Regions from separate parts of the Homo sapiens genome. Here region 1 is linked to region 2. A link is a loop called in an ENCODE intact Hi-C map of the cell type or tissue named here. Cell type or tissue: Caco-2. All regions are shown on one strand. Links, peaks and the distances in the headings refer to the core of each region. The heading gives the core; the rest is flanking DNA. Region 1 overlaps MSRB3 (methionine sulfoxide reductase B3). Region 2 overlaps MSRB3 (methionine sulfoxide reductase B3).

Region 1 (10,108 bases), core at 946-8,945, 50 kb after region 2:
GCTTGAACCCGGGAGGTGGAGGCTGCAGTGAGCCAAGATCGCACCACTGTACTCCAGCCTAGGTGACAGAGTGAGACCTTGTCTCAAAAAGAAAAAGAATTGGTACTTAACTCTGTGGCCAATAATAATAACGACAATGACAGCAAAACAATTACAAAATTGATTTTCTGCCTAATATGTAATATGCTCTGTACTAAGTGTTTAATATTTATTAACTCATCTAATTTGCATAGACCATACATTATTATTCCCATCTTATAAATGAATAGACCAAAGCACAGGAAGTTTAGATATTTGCCCAAGGTCACATAGCTAGTAAGTGACAGAACTGGGATTTGATCCTAAGTAGTCCGATTCGAGAGTCTTAACCAATATGCAGTATAAAAACCTATAATATGAGTTGATGGGATGAAAACAATGTTTTATGCTTTTTTAGTCATACACCCTATTCCCACATGACATACTTGCTCACACAGTCACATGTAGTTGCAGAAATTTTCTCCCCCTCCAAGTAGTTACTCGGATTCAGTAGTCTGTTGAGAAATAGATTTTGAAGGTACTGTAAGAATTTTAATTAAAATAACATGCATTTATTCCCCCAGCATTAAATTTCCTGCTGAGAAAGATATTCATGAAGGATTTGTTGCAAAGAAATGATAAGGAAGAGTTAACTGGTTCTAGAGAATTTATAATAATTTGTTTTAGACTAAGGCTTTATTTTTAACATAGATCAAAATTAACATAATACAATTAATACAGTTTACTATGGTTTTGACAGGAGGTGAAAGTACTTACCTTGTACTGATAGATATTTATAAATTGGAATGAATCGATGATCATGGTCACCTTCTTTGGGCAGCAGAACAAGGATTGTTTGGCTATTCATTATAATTGAGATATCTTGCTCATTCCTGGGCAGAAATAAGCTACATTCAACTGCAATGTGTAGAAAATTTTGCTATAGCACATTACTTGGTTGCAGGCTTAAGATTTTTAACATCTTGCTCCAGTATGAAAGTATTTTATTTATTAAGGAACATGTACAAATGTAGCAAAACTATCAGTTATTTGCTTATAGTATCAAAATATTCTAGTAAAAATCCTTTAAAATGATAATGACTTTTTAGTTCTTATGTCTTGATAAATTTTTCTTCGAGTCTTTTGTGTTATAGAACTATCCTAAGAACATTTTATAAGAGGTTCTTTTGATTTTTCATTAATTTCCCAGGATAGGAGTAAAAAATTAACACATTTAAAGTAAATTTTTGCTTAATGATTGCTAGTCTTAGTGAATTTTGAATATCTATGTTTTAGATATTCAAGTATTATTCCTTAATTAAGAACTTAAATAGCCATATGGCCTATATTGTATTCGATGTTGCAAATTAGTAAACTTCTATTATACTTGTACTTTTGTTTTTGTTAATATTAAAGACATACTTAATTGATATATATTTAAGATGTATAATTGACATTATATTTTCACACAATAGCATGTAATAATGTTTATTGAATAAGTCATAAGTGAATGAATGACATATAGAATAATGTTTTGCCATTTCCAACCAATGTGAAATATTTGACGCTAACAAATATCATCCCTTTCTTCACAAAATCTGTCTATATATTACCATATTACCTTGCATCTAAATGATTCACATTGTGGATGGAAGGCTATATGTAGATGGTGAGAGATAAAAGAGACAAGAAAATTTAATGACAACAAAAATATTTTGTGGCAGAACATAGGAACACAAAACAACAATGTAAAGATTCAAGTTTTATGGCCTATCAGTGGTTTTTCTACCAAAAATAGTAACCCTCAGGTCCTCCCCAGTCAATCAAAAATAGACTTTGGAGTTTTATTCTTAGATTTAAATTTATTTCTATGTTAGAATAGTCTATTAAAATTATTTTCCCCTGTGTTGTTATATAGTAATAGTAAAATACATTTTTACAGTGTGAATGAAAGTGGCATTAAAATTCATTTAAATTTATACAGTAGAATTATCTTTTTAGGAATTTGTTTAAATTTCTTGTATTTTGTGGCTTGTTTGATATCACTTTTTATCTACATATTTGCTTTTTCAATTATACTACTTAGGAATTTATTCAATTTTTTTTCATCACGACCACCTGTTTAGTTAGCAGTATCCCTTGAAATATTGTGATGATATGTGGCTTTTACTGATTTATTAGATTTGTTGGGGCTTTTTTTGTTGTTTTAAGTAATGTACTAATATATTTATTTTTTCTAGCTATATGGTTTTATTTTTTCAGGGTTGTAGAAGAATACTACATATCTAGAACTTAGAATTGCCTATAATTTCCAGCATATATGTTATACACACACCCCCACCACACACGTGTATATATATACATGCATATATGTGTGTATATATGGATATATATGTGAATAAAAATTTCCTCCCAAACGTTTTAAAATCAGGTTAAATTTATTTATGATGAAATATGATTTTTTTCCAAAAGTTTTCTTTGCAAAATTAGTATGCATTTTATGCAATTTAAGAATTTTATAACTAGCAAATATAGTTATGTCAAATATGGAAGCAACTTCATAGAACTATATGTACATTATGATTTTTTATTAAAATGATATAAATTTTTATGATCAAATGTACAAATCAAAAAGGAAATTTTAACGTCAAAATGAATGTGATTTCATGAATTTGTAATTTTAATTTACCCGTGCTCAATTTCACAAATGTTTGTTGATCACACACTCTGATTGAGCTTTGTGCATTGCCTTGAACAAGCTAGCTGTAAAATTTGTAAAATAGTTTAGTGCCTAGCAGAAATAACTCTTGGTGTAGAAATATACTAATGGTAGGGTAGTCTTTCATGATTGTGATAAGTATGAAAGAAGATTGCCTCTTTCTGAAGCCTGTTTATTTTGTAGTTAACAAGGCCAGGGGAGACTTTTGATTATTTTTTGCTTGCATGCCTACACATACCTAAGGAAAAAGTAATCACAGATCCCAGTGTCACTTTAATTATGCCATTAATTTAAGTGTTGATTCAACAGCTATTTACTGTTCACAGTATTTTAGTATTTGTAAATTTCTTGGTGGTATGGGTAACAATAAATGGATGTTTTTATCTAAAGTAGGAAATCACATAAATGAACAAAGAGATGCATTGTTAGTAGAATTTTTTTTTTTTTTTTTTGAGATGGAGTCTCACTCTGTCGCCTGGGCTAGAGTGCAGTGGCATGATCTCGGCTCACTCCAACCTCCGCCTCCCTGGTTCAAGTGATTTTCCTGCCTCAGCTCCCAAGTAGCTGGGATTATAGGCATGTGCCCCCACACCCGACTAATTTTTGTATTTTTGTAGAGATGGGGTTTCGCCATGTTGGCCAGGCTGGTCTCGAACTCCTGAACTCAGGTGATCCACCCGCCTCGGCCTCCCAAAGTGTTGGGATTACAGGCGTGAGCCACTGCCCCCGGCTGAATTATTTTAAATGTAGAGATATGCTGCTCGATAACAATCAGCTTTATTATTTACTATACATGGCTGTATATTTTGAGGGAAATGTTTAAAGACAGATTATATTCTTAAATGTGATTAAATGTAATCCCTATTTTGTAACCAGTTTTAAAGAAATAATATTTTATGCATTTTCAAAGTACTTTAATTTATTTTGTAGAAATTCAAAGGACATTATATCTTTTATAAAAAGATTGATAGGAACTGCCTTTTCTATTTTATTCTTCTTACTGGTAGATTTAATAATTTTCCTCTTTTGGCATGATTTTTTCGAAAGATATTTCCCAATTCATATGAATTTTGATATCTATTATGTGTCACCATACAAGTAATGAGTCTATGTAACAAAAAGATGAAAGCTTCTATATTTATCTGTTATCTACATTTGTTACTAAGAGTCAACAGGATGGCTTTATATAGGATGATCAGAAACAGGAAAGCTGTGGTTTAGAAAATGTTTTAATCTGTTTCAAATAACTTAGCAGGGCAATCTGGTAAAAATGACATGATTAATGACTGAAGAAGATTAAAATATTTTCACATTCTGTTTTTAATGACCTCTATCTTAAGTTTCTACCCTAAAATTTACAACTAGTAAAATATTATAGGAAAAATATATCATTCATAATCCTCTTGAAGTCGTGTTTTACCTTATCAAATTGTGCCTTCTTTTTAGCCAAAAATAGCATAAATGTAAAACAAATTTTAACTGAAATATAGCTTTTGTGATATTCTTAAATACATTCATTAAAGTGTTAATATTTACTAGGTTTAACATAAAAGATCTAAGATTATGTTTTCAATTAGGGTAACACTTCAGTCAGTGTGTAATTTTTTAAAATTTATTCTTACAGCTAGGCAGATCTTCATCATTTGGAAACAGGCCATTTTAGAAAGTTTAACTCTAAATGTTTTCTAAGTGCATAAATAGGTGGCATGTATAAGTATTAATGTTGGAGTTTTGCCCATTGATTCTAGTGGCTCTGTCTTTTTTATCCAAAGATAATGATGTGTATTCAATCTCTGTCATATTTACCTAGAGGAAGTCTTTTTAATCCCTCATTTTTCTCCTTCACTGAGGTTATGTGTAAATACTACATAAAACAGCAAATAGAAGGAAGTCTGTTTTGTCTAAAGATACCATTCATCTTAAACAAATACATCAGCCTGTCTCCGAAAGGATAGCGATATGGGTTTTATTTGGTGGGAGAAGGAGGAGGATGGATAAGACCAAAGCAAAAATATGTGGCAAATTATATGAACTGTTATTAAATCCCTTTAAAAATTGGTTACATTTTTCTGATTGTTTCTGCTTAGGGGAATCACTTCAATGCCACCCGACATTGTTACAGCACCTCTTAATTTTCATTATTATTTGCGTATTTATTCATTCCTATTTTCATAGTTAGGAAAACTGGTATTGATTTCTGACAGAAATCTGAAGCTAATCTTTAATTAGATATCTTATAGCACCATTTTCTGGAAAGCCATATGTATGAATTTATAATTCCAGTATGGGAAAAAGAATGTATTACCTTCTCTTAATTATATCTGCTTTTAATTTTCATTATTTCTAAATTTAAACTCCCACAAAATTAAATAAAATAGCTTTCTTTAATTTGCTACGCTGTGAATTCTTTTGGGACAGAGGCCCGTTAAATTTATCTGTTACTTTTATCCCCAGCACTAAAAAAATTAAAATGAATTAATTTTTAATTGCTTACATTTGCTTACTTATATTTATTGTGAAAACTAATATATTTGGTGTTACTTCTGCCATCTTGTTTCCTCTTTATTATGCCTCCTTGTGGTCTTTTTCTTTCCTTTAGTTGGATTAAAGTTTTGCCCTTTTAAGAAAACTTCTAGGTATATGTTAAATATACTATTTCTGTTTATTCTGTCTACCATCTAATTCTAACAAACATATTTGACCTTGTATTTTTTCTGTAAATATTGGGAATTAATTAATATCTATAACTTCCTTCATTTCAGCATGAGAACTTTAGTACACTTTTGTCTCTGACCCCTGCATGTTTCCCATTATGCCTCTACTTACTTAAAAATCATTTTTTAAGAATTCCATTAAGCATTACAGCATCATTGTTAACTCCTGTTTAAACTTAACTATTTAATTTTACCTATTTATTTACTCATTACTGTTTCTTGTATCCTGTCTTTACCTTTTTTAGACTTATTTTTCATTGTGCTGTAGTTCTTCTTTGGCTATTCTTTCAGAAATGGTTCTAGATAGCAAATATCTGGGTTATTTTATATGCAGATTGTTTATTTACAACTCTCATGATATCAGAAAGGATTAGAGGCAGAAGACACACCATTACACATGTATTCTTTAAGAGTAGTTATTGGTAAAGAGAACTTACATGATTCTGGGATCTTTATGTTGCTTCCATTAAGGGTGGACTCTTTTTTCTTTTGAATGATAAACTTTTTTATAGGTATGCTTTAAATTTAGTTTATAACTCATTTTCTAAAATTTTTCTCTTGGAGAAAAGAAGGAATTTGTTAGGTATCATATGGTTAAAAATACACTTAAACAAATACTTCATAGGCATCTTTTCCATGCAATAAATATCCAGTATTGAGAAGGAACATATTAAATAGATACCTGGTTTAGCGTGTTAAGATATGCATCTTTTCATGTTGTAGCTTAAATTTGAGCTTGCTGGTTCTTTTTTTTCTTTAAGAGTAGTATTTTTAAATTAAATACATACAAATTAAATTTTAAAGAAACAGTATCATCTTTGATTAAATCAGAATACACATTGCATCAATTTTTAAATGTTATTACCATGTCTGGATACTTAGTTAACAACATGTTAGAGCAATTCAAAGGATCACAGGATTTTACTTTGTTTTTGTAGTTTACAAAGACTAATGTAGCAAAGACCTTTCATGTCAATTTTGTCATAAGTGAAAGGGTAGAATTATTGGTTACACAGATACATGCACCTTTAATATAGACTATATATCCTGATATTTCTTGGTCTTATCTCATTATTTCAATTCTGAGTTTATTTATGTAAGGCTATTGTAGAGCTAATGGGTGACAGGATTACAGTACAACAGCAGTATCTCATTTTAAAAACACTCAGGGAGTAAGTTTGACACAGCAAAGAATATAGTTTGAGAATGAAAGGCAATGAACAAGGGGAAATAAAAAAATCAGCAACATGAATAAATAAATATAAAATCAATGCAAATAATGGCTAAAGAGTCTACACATTTTTATGACTTTTAACTTTTACTGTGAAATAGCCTTCCAGAAAAATTGTGCCAATTTCTCCTTTCACCACTGTGTGTAGTATTTTTTTTCCCCCTTGGACACACTGACAGTCGCTGAGTGTTACTATTATCTTTTTTCTTTCCAGCTCTGAATATTTCTATCTGTATTTTCTTTGCCTATCTGATAGGTAAAAAGTAGAATCTCATTATTTTAACTTGCATTTTTGATGACTAGGGAGGTTGAATATTTTTATTCTTATGTACATTGACTGTTTATAATTCCTTTGTGAATTGCTTATTAACTTATTTTTCTTTGGTGAGGCTGGAAATAAGAGCAGGGCTTGAGTCAGACAGACCATCATTTGAATCCTGGCTCTGTCTTTTAAGCACTATGTAACTTGGGGCATATAATATAAACTCTCTGAGCTTCAATTTCCTCATTTGTAAAACAATATTTATAATTATAATGCCTACCTCAATGTTATGAGAATTAAATAAAATAACATAGAGTGAAATCACTTAGCAAAGTGCTTGGTATACATTAATGATGCTGCTGCTGATAAGACATAAAGCTGGAAATATTTTCCCAGTTGGTTGCTTGATTTTTTTTTCCTACAAAAATAAAAAATAATTGTAATTAGTGTATGTCAGTCTTTTCTTTCTTTTATGGTATTTACTTAGGGTTTATACTAAGAAAATTGTTCTTCACAACAAAGAGTATAAAAATATGATGAAAGTGTTTTTGAATGTGACTGAGTTCTAAATGGAATCATCAAATTTAGTTACACAGACTAAGAAAGAAACTAATAATTTGTAATCTTTCTATTTCTTTAGGAAAATATTAGCATTCACTGTTGTTGAAGAAATCCAGAAACATTAGTTCACATATTTAACAAGTTTAAAAAAAAATGTTTTAAGACTGACAATACATTCCCCTAGATTATTTGTATATTTAGGAAGGGTCTCTGTTATTCTCTACAGTGCTTTTGTGTCCACCAGAAAATGACGTTGTGTTTGGGCCAATGAATGAGAAAAAGGGTCCTCTCCTTCCCACCCCCACACCCCTGCCCACACTGCAGCTAAATGACTCCTGTGGGTCAAGGCAGGTACACAGCCCTGGCAGTGAGGGGAACAGGATCCGGAGTTCAGCTCCCACTTGTTTCTTCCACCAGGTTCCTTGTGCACTGCCCAGAGTGCACCACTTTATCAGATGGGACTGTGTTTCAGTGTTATCTCAAAATGGTTCTTGAAATAGTTTGAGAAATTAATGATTATTTTATCTAAATCCACTTGTGTAATTCAACTAAATTGAGCAGCTTTTTATCCAGGCACTTTTATAAAAGAAAAGAAGCCAAGCGCAGTGCCTCATGCCTGTAATCCTAGCACTTTGGGGGCCTGAGGTGGCGGATGGCTTGAGCCCAGGAGTTCAAGACCAGCCTGGGCAACATAGTGAGAACCCGTCTCTCCAAGAACATACAAAAATTAGCCAGACATGGTGGTGGGTGCCTGTAGTCCCAGTTACTCAGAAGGCTGAGGTGGGAGGATCACCTGAGCCCAGGGAGGTCAAGGCTGCAGTGCGCCATGATCGTTCGCTGCACTCTAGCCTGGGTGACAGAGTGAGACCCTGTCAAAAGAAAAGAAGAGAAGAGAAGAGAAAAGCTTTTTAATTTGAATATTGTGAGCAAAAAGCAAGAGAGCACTGGTACAAATATGCCTCCCTCTTTTCTTCTACCTTGTTTATTAATCCATGAGCTCTTAAGGGATGGCTTCTTCCTCCTCGTAAATAATGATGTTAATGACATATCTGGGGCCATGCCCTTTTTCATGTCTTCATTGTTATGGGTAAATTGATCAGCATTGTGTGGAGTATCCAGCAAAATGTGCTCTGCAGAAGTCTCACCCTTCAACTGTACATAACCATCCTGTGGTGTTCCTCTCTCCTGCCCTTATATTACCCCATAGCTTCCTATGCATGATTCTTTCTTACTATCCTCACAGTCATTTCTACTGTGCTCTTTGGAGCTGTGATTCCATTGTAAATACATTCTTTTTTATCCTCAAATCTCTTCACAAAATGTTTTCTTCATTTTTTTTTAATTGAGACTTGTTTCTCTCCCAAGGTCCCTCTTGCAGCTGCAAGAGTACAAGCAATAACTCTTCATTACCTCCTTCAGAACCTCACTTTTCCTTTCTCATGTAAGAACTCCTTACACAGCCACTTATTAACTTTCATCATTGCTGTGATTTATTAGCTCCCTGGTAATGCCCTTCATTTATTGAGGATTTTAGTTTTCCACTCTAATTCTTGCTATCCTCACGTGTGATTTCAGTGACCATGTGGACCGTCCAATCAACAACTGAGTGTCTTCAACCTCCATGTCCCGATCCCTTCCCTTTCTTCCCAGTCTGTTATGTACTTCATCATTTTACTTCCCTGCCCATCCATCCTAGACTCTATGGTGACCATTTTTCACCTTTGCCAGTGCTCTCTGGGTCCTGGATTTGTTTTCCTTATGCTAAATTCCCCGGAAAAATCCTCAACCATCTGCTTTCAGTTGTAGCTCCTTCACACAGGCTGCATGGCCCTGCTGGAGGAAAGAGTATAATTATGGGATAATTGCCACTAAAGATTTATGGTCTTCAATTTCAGGTTGCCCCTTGGCACTATTCTGCAGTCCTTCTGTGTCTTTATCACTTTTCTCAAATCCCCTTTTCTACCACCATTTTCTTTTTGAACAATCATCTTGCCTCCTATTTCATAGAGAAATTTAACACTATGAAGCTTGAGCTTTTCTTTCCTGAAACTAACAAACGTTTATATCTACACTGAACCTCCTTTCTATATGCTTGGAGGAAGAGATGTCCTCTTTTCTAGTTCAAAGTAGTCATCTCAACTCTCTCCTTTGGGATGTTACTCCATCAGTCATTTACTCTAATTCCTGAAGCTCTTTAATTCTGCTTACTTCTTCCCTACAGCCTGAAGATAAACTCAAGTCATACTGTCTTAAAAAGAAAATCAAACAAAACCCCAAACGCAACTCCTTCAGCTTTGTCCTCTTCTAACTCTTATCTCCTCTTTCCACTGGAATTAAGGTTCTCAGTACACTACGCTGTTTGTATTTTCTTTTATTCATAGGAATAACCTAATAAAAAAAAATCAAAGGAAAACTGAAGAATTACTAAAGGCCAATAAGCATTTGCAAAAGTTTAGCCTCACTATTACTCATAGAAATGCAAATTGCATCAACTATAAGAATATTTACTCAAAAATTAGGGATTTAAGAGTATGGGGAGATGTTTACTCTTGAATATTACTAGTGGGAATATAAATTGATGCAATCTTTCTGAAAAGCAATTT
Region 2 (10,108 bases), core at 1,291-9,290:
AATATCTCTCCATAAATGTTTCTCTTTTAAAAAACCAGCATTTACTGATTTTCCAGAAATAACAGGAAACAGTGGTTTCCTTGAAATTAAAAAAATGTTTCTTACATTGCACAAACCTTATTGAACATTACCATTGGTTGAGAATCTGTTCTGAATTCTTACGTATTCCTTCTGTTAAAAAACCGACCCTTCAAATTGTCACCCATTTCCTCTCAGAAAACACACTCCGTATATAATGTTTCAACACCTTTAGCTTATGTCATAATAGTTGATATAACACTTAAGATAGTTGCTGAGCCATGTTAAACTTGTTAATATCCCAAATGGTAAAAATTGGCCACATCCCCTTTACTTTTTGATTCAGATTCTCCATCCCCTTCCCTACCATGTGATTCACTAAAGTATGGGATCTAAAGAAAACTTACTGTTTTAAATAAGAAACAGAACCACTGTAAATGAAGGGTTTAACCCTTGTGAGATTTTTGAGTCACAAATCCTAAAAGCAAGACCCTTATCCAAACATAGATGCTAGTGGGAGTCAGGTTTCACATTTGATGTGATATTGCCTCTATTTCATCTACTTCTGTGCTTACAAGGAGAGCTTTTATTTTCCACATTTATAAGGAATGTGATTTAATACTTTCATTCTACTTTTTTCTTCTTTTAATTGTTTGCTTCTTTTTTACTTGCTTTCTTGTCTATTTTGGGAAAAATTCCTTGCTGTATCCTTCACTGGAGAATGTAGTCGAGTAGCTCATTGGTCTAGTGCCAACTTCTGTATGTGTACTTTCCTGAAACTGATATGTCTGAGAGTCTGTGGTTGGCTGCGTCTTCCTCCCATCTCCTCTATCATGACCACCCTTCTCCCACCTCACAAAAGATGACATACCTTTCACCCAGCCCAAATCTTACCATGTATTGCCCTGGGGTACAATCTCCAGGGCATCAAACAAAATGACAGTTCGGCAACTTTAAAGAGACTCGAAAGCAAGGTTAAAAAAGTGTTGGTAAAAAATAGTGAAATCGTATTTCACCTTGGCAAGGCTCCTGGCACAGCACAGTCCACCTCCCTGTCTGCCTGCTTGTCTGTCTCTCCATCTGCTGACTGTCCATTCATTTTCTACTAGCCTACTTAAGTGAGAAGGCTGCCATGAGAACATGTATTCATATCTTTATTCAAATGAACAAAAACGAAATAATTGGAAGTCTTTTTTTCGGACACAGAATACATCCGATTTGGTTGATTAATTTGACAGTGAGGACTGGCTTTGTAAATTATATGGTGGACTTCATCTGCTCAGTGATCTAAATATGTATCTCTAAGGTTTTGTCAAATCTACATTTTACGTATGTGTAAAGTACACAAAACACCAGAAAATTAATCTTCTGCAATTTAAAAAATTTCTGATAAGACATTTTAACTTAATTTAAATATATGAGGAAGCATGTATCAGTCAGCACCCAGTCAGGACACAGAATACACAGTATTTTGAACAGTAAGGTTTACAGAATTATGAACTGTAAGAGAGGATTGTGGTAATAAGGGATTGGGTAGTAAGAAATGAAAAGAAATTCTAAAGAATACAGGAATAGCAGACATAAGAAACAATCATGACTCCTAGGAACTGAGATAGATAGCCCTAGGAATCCTCTGCACCCCTCCGTACACACAGGGCTGAGGGCTAGACCTTGTTGGAGAGGGCATGGCTGTTGCCACTAAACAGCAGAGAAGTTGTTATGGTGCCATGATGGTGCAACTTGCTGGAGCTTTCCTGAAATCTGAAATTTGCTGGAAATTTACCCTCTGGGATGCTGGGGAAAGCTGTTTGCAGGGCATCTCAGTGGAGGCGCTCCACTACCAAACCATGTGAGCGGAGCGCCAGGGGAAGCTGCTAGCCGCTGGGTGCTGCTCATCGCTGTGCACAGAAAGCAGCACCTGGCACTGAAGAAGCCACTCGTGTAGCTGGAAAGCAGAGTATGCTACCTAAGCTGGGTGCAGAAGGAGCTGTGTGCTCTGCAGGAGTTGGTTGCTGGAAAAGCTGCGTACACGGGAGGAGATGGGTGCAGGAGAGTCCAGTCACATAACAGGAGCCTGGCACTAGAGAAGCTGCCCACATTGCAAAAGCCTGGAAGCAGAGAAACTGCATGGGCTGTGGGATCTGGATGTGAAATATGCTGCAAGCACTAGAGGAGCTTGTTAAGCAAGCATCCTGAAACCAGAAAGGAAAGGGCTTTTGCTCCTGGAGTCTGTCTCCTGTGCCCTCAGCTGGCAAAGTTAGACCTCATGCTGGCTGACAAAGAAAGAAGTATTTAAAGGGCCCAGCCCCATTTTAGCAGAGCAGGCAAAGAAGATGGATTTAGAGGCGAGAGGCTCTAACTTTATTTGAGCACAAAGTCTATTTTTTAATATCAAAATTCTTTTAGGGGTTCAGGAGCAAAAGTTTCAAAACCACTCACTAGTCTAGTAAATTAATGTCACTATCAGGGGCCCTGTAGGTAATTGGTTTTATGCTTTGAACAAAAGTGTAGGAAACAATTGAGGTGTGTGTGTGTGTGTGTGTATGAAAAGTGTGTGGAGTTTCCGTTTGTTAGAAAGGAGTGAGGGTAGAAAACTAGACAGAACAGATTAACTAGAGGAACCGTATGAGAAATACTAGTGGGAGGGAAATAGATAATACAGAAGAAATAAGAAGAGTGCTGAATTTCAAGTATCTAATCACACCGGGGCCTGTTGTGGGGTGGGGTGAGTGGGGAGGGAAAGCATTAGGAGATATATTTAATGTAAATGACAAGTTAATGGGTGCAGCACACCAACATGGCACATGTATACATATGTAACAAACCTGCACGTTGTGCACATGTACCCCAGAACTTAAAGTATAATAAAAAAAAGAAAAGATCATTTCCCCCACTGCTATTTCTGTTATTTTATTCACACTTAAAGTATATGTGTGTGTGCATGCATATACGAGCATAATCCTCATCATTTACTTGACTGCTGTGTGTATTTTACTTCCTCACAAAAAAGGCTATTCAATTATTCTCATTTCATTTTCAAACTTGTACTCTAAATACATTTCCTCTCTGAACAATATACTGCTTTCTTACTGCTTACCAAGTACAAGAACCTCATTCACAGCCTTCTTATAAACCTAATGTATAATTTATTCCATGGTTCACATTTTCTTCACATTTACAAATTTTACCAAGCTAGTTTATTTCTCATATAGTACTACTGACTTTCAGTTAGTAAATTAACTGACAGAAGTAAGAATGTTTTCTCTTCTGGTTATTTGAACTTTTAAAACTTCATAAAGTGAATTTATTGCACATCAGATAAACCAAAGAAAACACTGGGAAAATAATTCAGAAAGTATTTTTGACCATTTATATTTTGCTTTGGTTGACACTTTCCTAGGTATTGTGGAATAAATAAAATAAATTTATGAAATATTTTTTTCCTCAACGTACTTACTTTTTTGGCATAGTAAGAAAAACACAACAAACCATTATAAAATATGACAAAATAATGCTAGTGTCTCTCTGAATGTGCCTGTTTGAAATGCTTTTGTATGTAATAGGAAGGAATATGACTACATCAAACTCAGGCAAGACTTCTTGGGGGAGATGAGAACACACTTTACCAGGCCAAGAGAGGGGTTCAGTTTTTCCCAGGTGGAGGATGCCTAGTAGAGAATACCATATGAGAAGAGGAATCAGAGATAGAATCAAAAGTGGATTTTTCAAGGATATGGAACACTAGTCCAATAGGAGTGGGAAGGTGGGTTATGTTGGGAGTAATGGGAAATATGGCTGGGGAGTTACAGGGGACCAATTAAGGAAGTCCTTGGATGCCAGAGAAGGCATCTAAATTCCTACTAGAAATCTTTTAAGCCTTGGAATCTTTTCCTCCATAAAGCCCTATCTGATCCTTCTAGTGTGAACGTGAATGTCCCTCATCTCTGCTCCATAGCACTTTGAATGCGCTTCCATCATTGCAATTTCTACTTTGTTTTATAATTATCTGTCTATGTGCTTGTCTACCCTCTTGGAGTGAATTTCACAATGGCAAAGCCATACCTTAGTCATATTTATATTTATAGCCCCGGCACATAATAATCACCAAATACGTAGTTGTTGATCACATGCATATCTGAACTCTGTTAGATAGATAGTGAGGTAATAGCGTGATGAAAATGAGATGTAAGCCATAACAGTGCACAAGATAGATTCTGGGATTGGAAAAAGAAGGAAATAGGGATGTTAATTAACAGCCTCAGTGGGAACTCTTTTTTTTCCTTGTTAGCGGATAAACCTCAACACTATGCATGTGCAATCAGCTTCTGATAATTTTGTTTGAGACCTTGAGGAACCACATAGGACATTTTAATATTTTGTATACACTTATTCAGCAGGCCTTCCACTGAATAGCTCATTTTCTATAGGTTCACTAATGATAATGATAATAATGCTAAAACAATAGCTAACACTTACTACAGCACTTACCATATGTCAGGCATGGTTCTTAGTGCTTCATATATGTGAACTCATTTAATCTTCACAGCAACACATTTTATAGATGAGGAAACTGAGAGAGGATAAGTAACTTGTGAAGATCACACAGCCAGTATACAAATGGATTTAGAATAGTAGCACTCAAACATTTAAAAAAGAAGAAAGTTAAAGAATTATAGTAGAATGAAATTTTAATATTTTATTTTAGTCACTCTGGTTATTTCACTTAGCATCGTTGGAACAAATGGAACACACAGAAACATGCATACACACACACACACATCTCTCAATTGTTTGAAAAATCTGTTTGTCACAGTACTTAAGTACTTAAGTTGAAAGTTGAAAAGTGTCTCAATGTGGGAAGGGCTAGCCCAAAAGTAATGAGATCCATCATGGCAGGTCATCAAGAAGGACTCAGTTTCAGGCAGGTTATTATCTGTCCTTAGGGAAGTCCCTTGGAATCCTGACAAGAAAATGGAGCCAATGTTCAGGAAGTCATCAGGCCATTCAACATCTGGGAGCTAGGGCAGCAGCTGGATTTGTGGGCAGGATTTTAGTAATTGAAACTGGGAGGTCATTTTATTTTCACTTATTGACTCCCTGTCACATTTTCTCAAATAGCTGCATTCCAAATTTTCACTAATCTTTTCTTTAAAAAAATCCTCTCTCTACATTTTTTGAGAAGATTGATGCCAACTGACACGAACTATTGTAAATGTCTATCTTACTACTGGAAATTTTTGTGTCCCTTCATCTTTATCAAACAATCAGAACAGGCACTGACTAACAGCAGCTAGTGGCGCCTGCTGAATATCAGGCCAGATGTGTGATCTCAGATTCATCACCTGTAAAATGGGGTAAATAACACCAAACAGGTGTAAAAACTAAATGCAGAAAAATGCCTCGAATATGCCAGGTATTCAACAAATGTTAAATACAAGTGGCCTGTCCAAGTTTTGGGAACATATCATACTATCACAGCAGCCTAAAAAATCCTTACAATGTGAGAAAGTACAGGCTTTATTAGACAGGGTCTGTCTGTTAACAGTGGATATTAGTGTGATGAGTCACAGCTCCAGCTGTGTTGCTACATTTCAAATGGAACTCTGCTGCAAGACTGTTCACACATGCTACATTTCACATGAGCCTCCTGTGCAATTTTATTCTAGGCTACCAGAAAATTTAAGCCATTTTTCAGCTCTTTAAGAACATAAGCCCTTTCACTGAGAAAATTCCAGTCCAGTGCCACACACAGTTCACTCAACTGTGCTACTTCATGCATGCTATTCTGTTCACCACTAAAAGAGACTTTCAACATGAACTTTTCCCTCTGTGATGCAATTTTGTGTGTGTGTGTGGCGGGGGAGGATGTAAGAGCACAGTGAGAAGATAAGAGTTTTCCCGTTTTCCTCTCTACTCAAATCCCGTCTCCTCAACCCTTTTAAAACTCTCCTTACGATATTTAACAACCATTTCAGTCACTGTGGAATTCTGTTATGGAGAGTAACATGAATTTAACTTAAGCTTTCTTTTGTGGAACTCTAGCTGGAAATTGCTCATAATTCCAGAAAATGTTTCTTAACCTCTAACGAAGTACATTTAACTTGAATTTTAAAAGATTTGAATTGCCTCTCACCTTATTCAAAATCCTTTAACGAAGAAAGCTTTCCAGTATAAAGAAACTGTTCTGAAATAAACTAGAGTTCTGAGTGGTGGCTTACTTAAAGTTGTGTTATAGCTGAGTAAGTAATATATTATTTTGAAGAGAATATAAAATTGACTTCTCTCAGCCCACTGACCCTTCCTGTCTTGTCCCCATACAATGATTTATAGGAAAAGTATTTGTAATACAGACAGTTACTTTTCTATCTTCAACTCAACTGAAAACTCAGAGAAAAACTACAGCTGGATTGGAAGAAAAGGACTTGCTTGAGACAGGGAGTAAAAACACAGCCAAAGCATGACTTTAGAAGAAAGAAAAGAACATAAAAGCTTGGCATAAGAAAAGGAAAGAACAACTCCATTTGAGAAACTAGAAAACTATCGCAAGGCATGACTCAAAGTATAACAATATACAAAGATAATTATAACTGCATTTTTCTTTTTAAAAAGTTATATACACACGGAAAAGAACTGAAGCAATAGATACAAAAATACCTAGGTGTGTGAAGTTGTGTGTGTATGTGTATTATTTGGGGAAAGGAAAGTGAGGAAAGAACAATCTTGCCTTGCCTCGTATTACCTAAATAACAATCTTAGTTCTTCAGTTAATTTTCCAAATGGATTACATTTTTCACAGTGAATTAGAATGGATAGTTAGAATAAACTGGGAAACATAATAGGGAAAACTTTTAACTGTAATTCATGTACATTTATCTTGTTTGAATAAACATGAATCAGAAAATTAATATTATTCCAGTTTACAAACTTTGAAATTACTTAAAGGCAGTTTATAAAAAATAATGTGCAAGTTTTAGCAAGTACTTCAGAGGTAATTCACAAAGCTTTTTTTGTAAATGAATAATTCTTTTATTGAAAAATAGTTATTAAGAATTGCACAAATTTTAATCAGATAGATATCTTCAGTGTGTTTTACACGTGGATAAAGAACCCATCACATAACATTGTCAAACAAAGATACAGAAGCCATCCAGCTCACCAGTTGGAAACATCGTGTCTTAAAAGTTTTAGCAGAGGCTGGGCGCGGTGGCTCACGCCTGTAATCTCAGCACTTTGGGCGGCTGAGGCGGGCGGATCACGAGGTCAAGAGATCAAGACCATCCTGGCCAACATGGTGAAACCTCATCTCTACTAAAAATACAAAAAATTAGCCGGGCGCAGTGGCGGGCGCCTGTAGTCCCAGCTACTCGGGAGGCTGAGGCAGGAGAATGGCGTGAACCCGGAAGGCGGAGCTTGCAGTGAGCGGAGATCGCGCCACAGCACTCCCGCCTGGGCGACAGAACGAGACTCCGTCTCAAAAAAAACAAAAAACAAAACAAAACAAAAAAAAACCAAAAATCAGCTGGGCATGGTGATGCATGCCTGTAGTCTCAGCTACTTGGGAGGCTGAGGCAGGAGAATCGCTTGAACCCGGGAGATAGAGATGGCAGCGAGCCGAGATCACACCACCGTACTCCAGCCTGGTGACAGAGTGAGACTACATCAAAAAAAAAAAAAAAAAAAAAAAAAAAGTTTCAGCACAAATTTGTTGCATAACCATAGTCAAGTTATTTTAACTTTCTATCTCATTTTTTTTCAGCTGTTAATAGTGAGAATAACATCAACTGTTTCTAATTCATAACCCTACCGTATCGAAGGAAAGGATCACAGAAACATGCTAGAAAAGATATAAAGTTGGAAGTATAAAGTAAGATTTGTGAAAACTGCCACTTTAAATAAATGTACACAGTAAGCCATAAACAGCATGCAAATCTGAAGTTCTCAAAACTAAGTCGGTATAACTGGCTTTTGATGTCAACATTATTGCATATTTTATAATATATTATTTGACACAGTGATCCATCTCATCCAAAATATTTCTGGTTTCTGTTGAATAATTTAAAAATATTTTAGTGTGGATTTTAAATTCTCCAAATTATATAACTTACATGAGTAACTCAGAGTTTTAATACATTTGTCATTTGCAAATCTCTCTCCCCAACAAAACTATGAACTTTTTGAGATAATAGATTATGATATAGGGCTTTTGTAGCCCCCACCTCTACTCCATTACACGGGCATTGGATTTTGCAAATCCTAGGTACTTGACTATTTGTTAAATAAATACAGTTTAATCCTGATAAGAATAACAGCAATAACCTGCCTGAAAATGATTCAAGTTGACACTAAGATGGCGGAAATGTAAATAGATACTTGGTACTGGATTCCCATAATTATTAATTCCCTGCCATGTTTTCTGAATAATTTTTTTTTGTATTTTCTGATTTCTGTGGTGCAAATGCTTCTGCTGTGGGCTATTTCAAGTACAGATATGACATCACTAAATGTCGGTTTGGGAAGGGACGTTTGGTAGCACCATTACACAGTATTCTGTAATACAGATATGACAGTTGTAAATAATGTAGTCAAATGTAGTTAAATAATTGGGAAGTGGTGAATTTTGAATATTTATTATCTTTGTTTTTAATATACTACTCCTGGAACTTACTTTTGGTAGATGCTTGTTACAACAATAGCATTGCTTGCAACTGTAAAGTTGTACCTGTCTCACCTAAGGGAGTGATGACGACGTCTATGGCTAGGACCTTTAACAACAAAACAGTAAATAGAGCAAAAAGTCACAAAAAATAGGATCAACCACCCAAAGCTACATTAGAAGAAAAATTCATAGTCGAGCCTTTTTATTATCAAATATAAGAACGATTAAAAATAATGAAACTAAATCTTCATCTCAAAGTGCTAGAAAAATAACAACAAAATCAATAAAAGAAATTGGGATAAAATGTCCACGTTTTTCCTCCAGGCATTTGCCAATTCTAGGCATGAGAAGAGAGGTAAAGATTCCAGGCTGGGCGCGGTGGCTCATGCCTGTAATTCTAGCACTTTGGAAGGCTGAGGTAGGCAGATTGCCTGAGCTCAGGAGTTCGAGACCAGCCTAGGCAACATGGTGAAACCCTGTCTCTACTAAAACACAAAAGAAATTAGCCAGGTGTGGCGGCATGCACCAGTAGTCCCAGTTACTTGGGAGGCTGAAGCAGGAGAATTGCTTGAACCCGGGAGGCGGAGGTTGCAGTGAGCCAAGATTGTGACACTGGATTCCAGCCTGGGTGACAGAGCAAGATTCTGTCTCAAAAAAATAAAAATAAAAATAAAAAGATTCCAGACATTCCAGACAGAGACATACTGCTAAGAGGCAGACATACTAACAGAAAGGTGTTTCTCAGCCTCAGCTCTATTTACATTTTGGGATGGACAATTCTTTGTTGCGGGGAGCTGCCCTATACATTGTAGGATGTTTAGTAGCATCTCTGACCTTCCACTAGATGCCAGTAGCATTGTCCCCACTTCTTCTGCACTTGTGACAAACAAAAATTCCTCCAGACATTCTCAAATATTCCCTGGGGCAAAATTGTCTCTTGTTGAGAACAGCTGATCTAGACAACCAACAGAATGGTAAATCTAGCTCTAAATCAACAAATAATAAATCAAACACTGACTTTTAGTATTTTCTGATTTCTGTGGTGCAGATACTTCCACTGTGGGCTATTTCAAGTACAGATATGACATCACTAAATGTGGGGTTGGGAAGAGATGTTTGGTAACACCATTACACAGTATTTCTGTAATACAGATATGACAGTTGTAAATAATGTAGTTAAGTGTAGTTAAATAATTGGGAAGAGATGAATTTTGAATATTTATTTTCTTTGTTTTTAATATAATTCATTTAATTATAAATTTACGTAATTTATTTTTAATAATGGCTATGTTTAGCAGCTAGCTCAACAGGTTCCTTAAATGATAACAATAGATTCTCCTAAGCTTCAGCACACCACTGTAATGGGGGCAAACAAAAGATAGACCAAACTTAACAAAAACTGCAATCCAGCCTCCAGTCAGCTCAGTCCCCAAA

Evidence for each region. Peaks named below come from ENCODE experiments on the same cell type or tissue, not always from the same donor. Only the 100,000 strongest peaks of a DNase experiment are listed, where the experiment ranks them.
Region 1: it touches region 2 in a loop (1.8-fold over the local background); 1 of 110 quality-filtered maps calls a loop at or near these places.

The regions. Positions count from the first base shown.
Region 1 is chr12:65,380,490-65,390,597 of GRCh38, forward strand. The region is part of intron 5 of MSRB3 (methionine sulfoxide reductase B3); the gene reads left to right. Among named protein-coding and RNA genes, the nearest start is that of MSRB3, 110 kb to the left of the region's middle. In Caco-2, for the core only: no CTCF peak of the experiment used is centred there; no DNase peak of the experiment used is centred there.
Region 2 is chr12:65,329,752-65,339,859 of GRCh38, forward strand. All of the region lies in intron 4 of MSRB3 (methionine sulfoxide reductase B3), which reads left to right. Among named protein-coding and RNA genes, the nearest start is that of MSRB3, 56 kb to the left of the region's middle. In Caco-2, for the core only: no CTCF peak of the experiment used is centred there; a DNase peak (open chromatin) is centred at 5,850.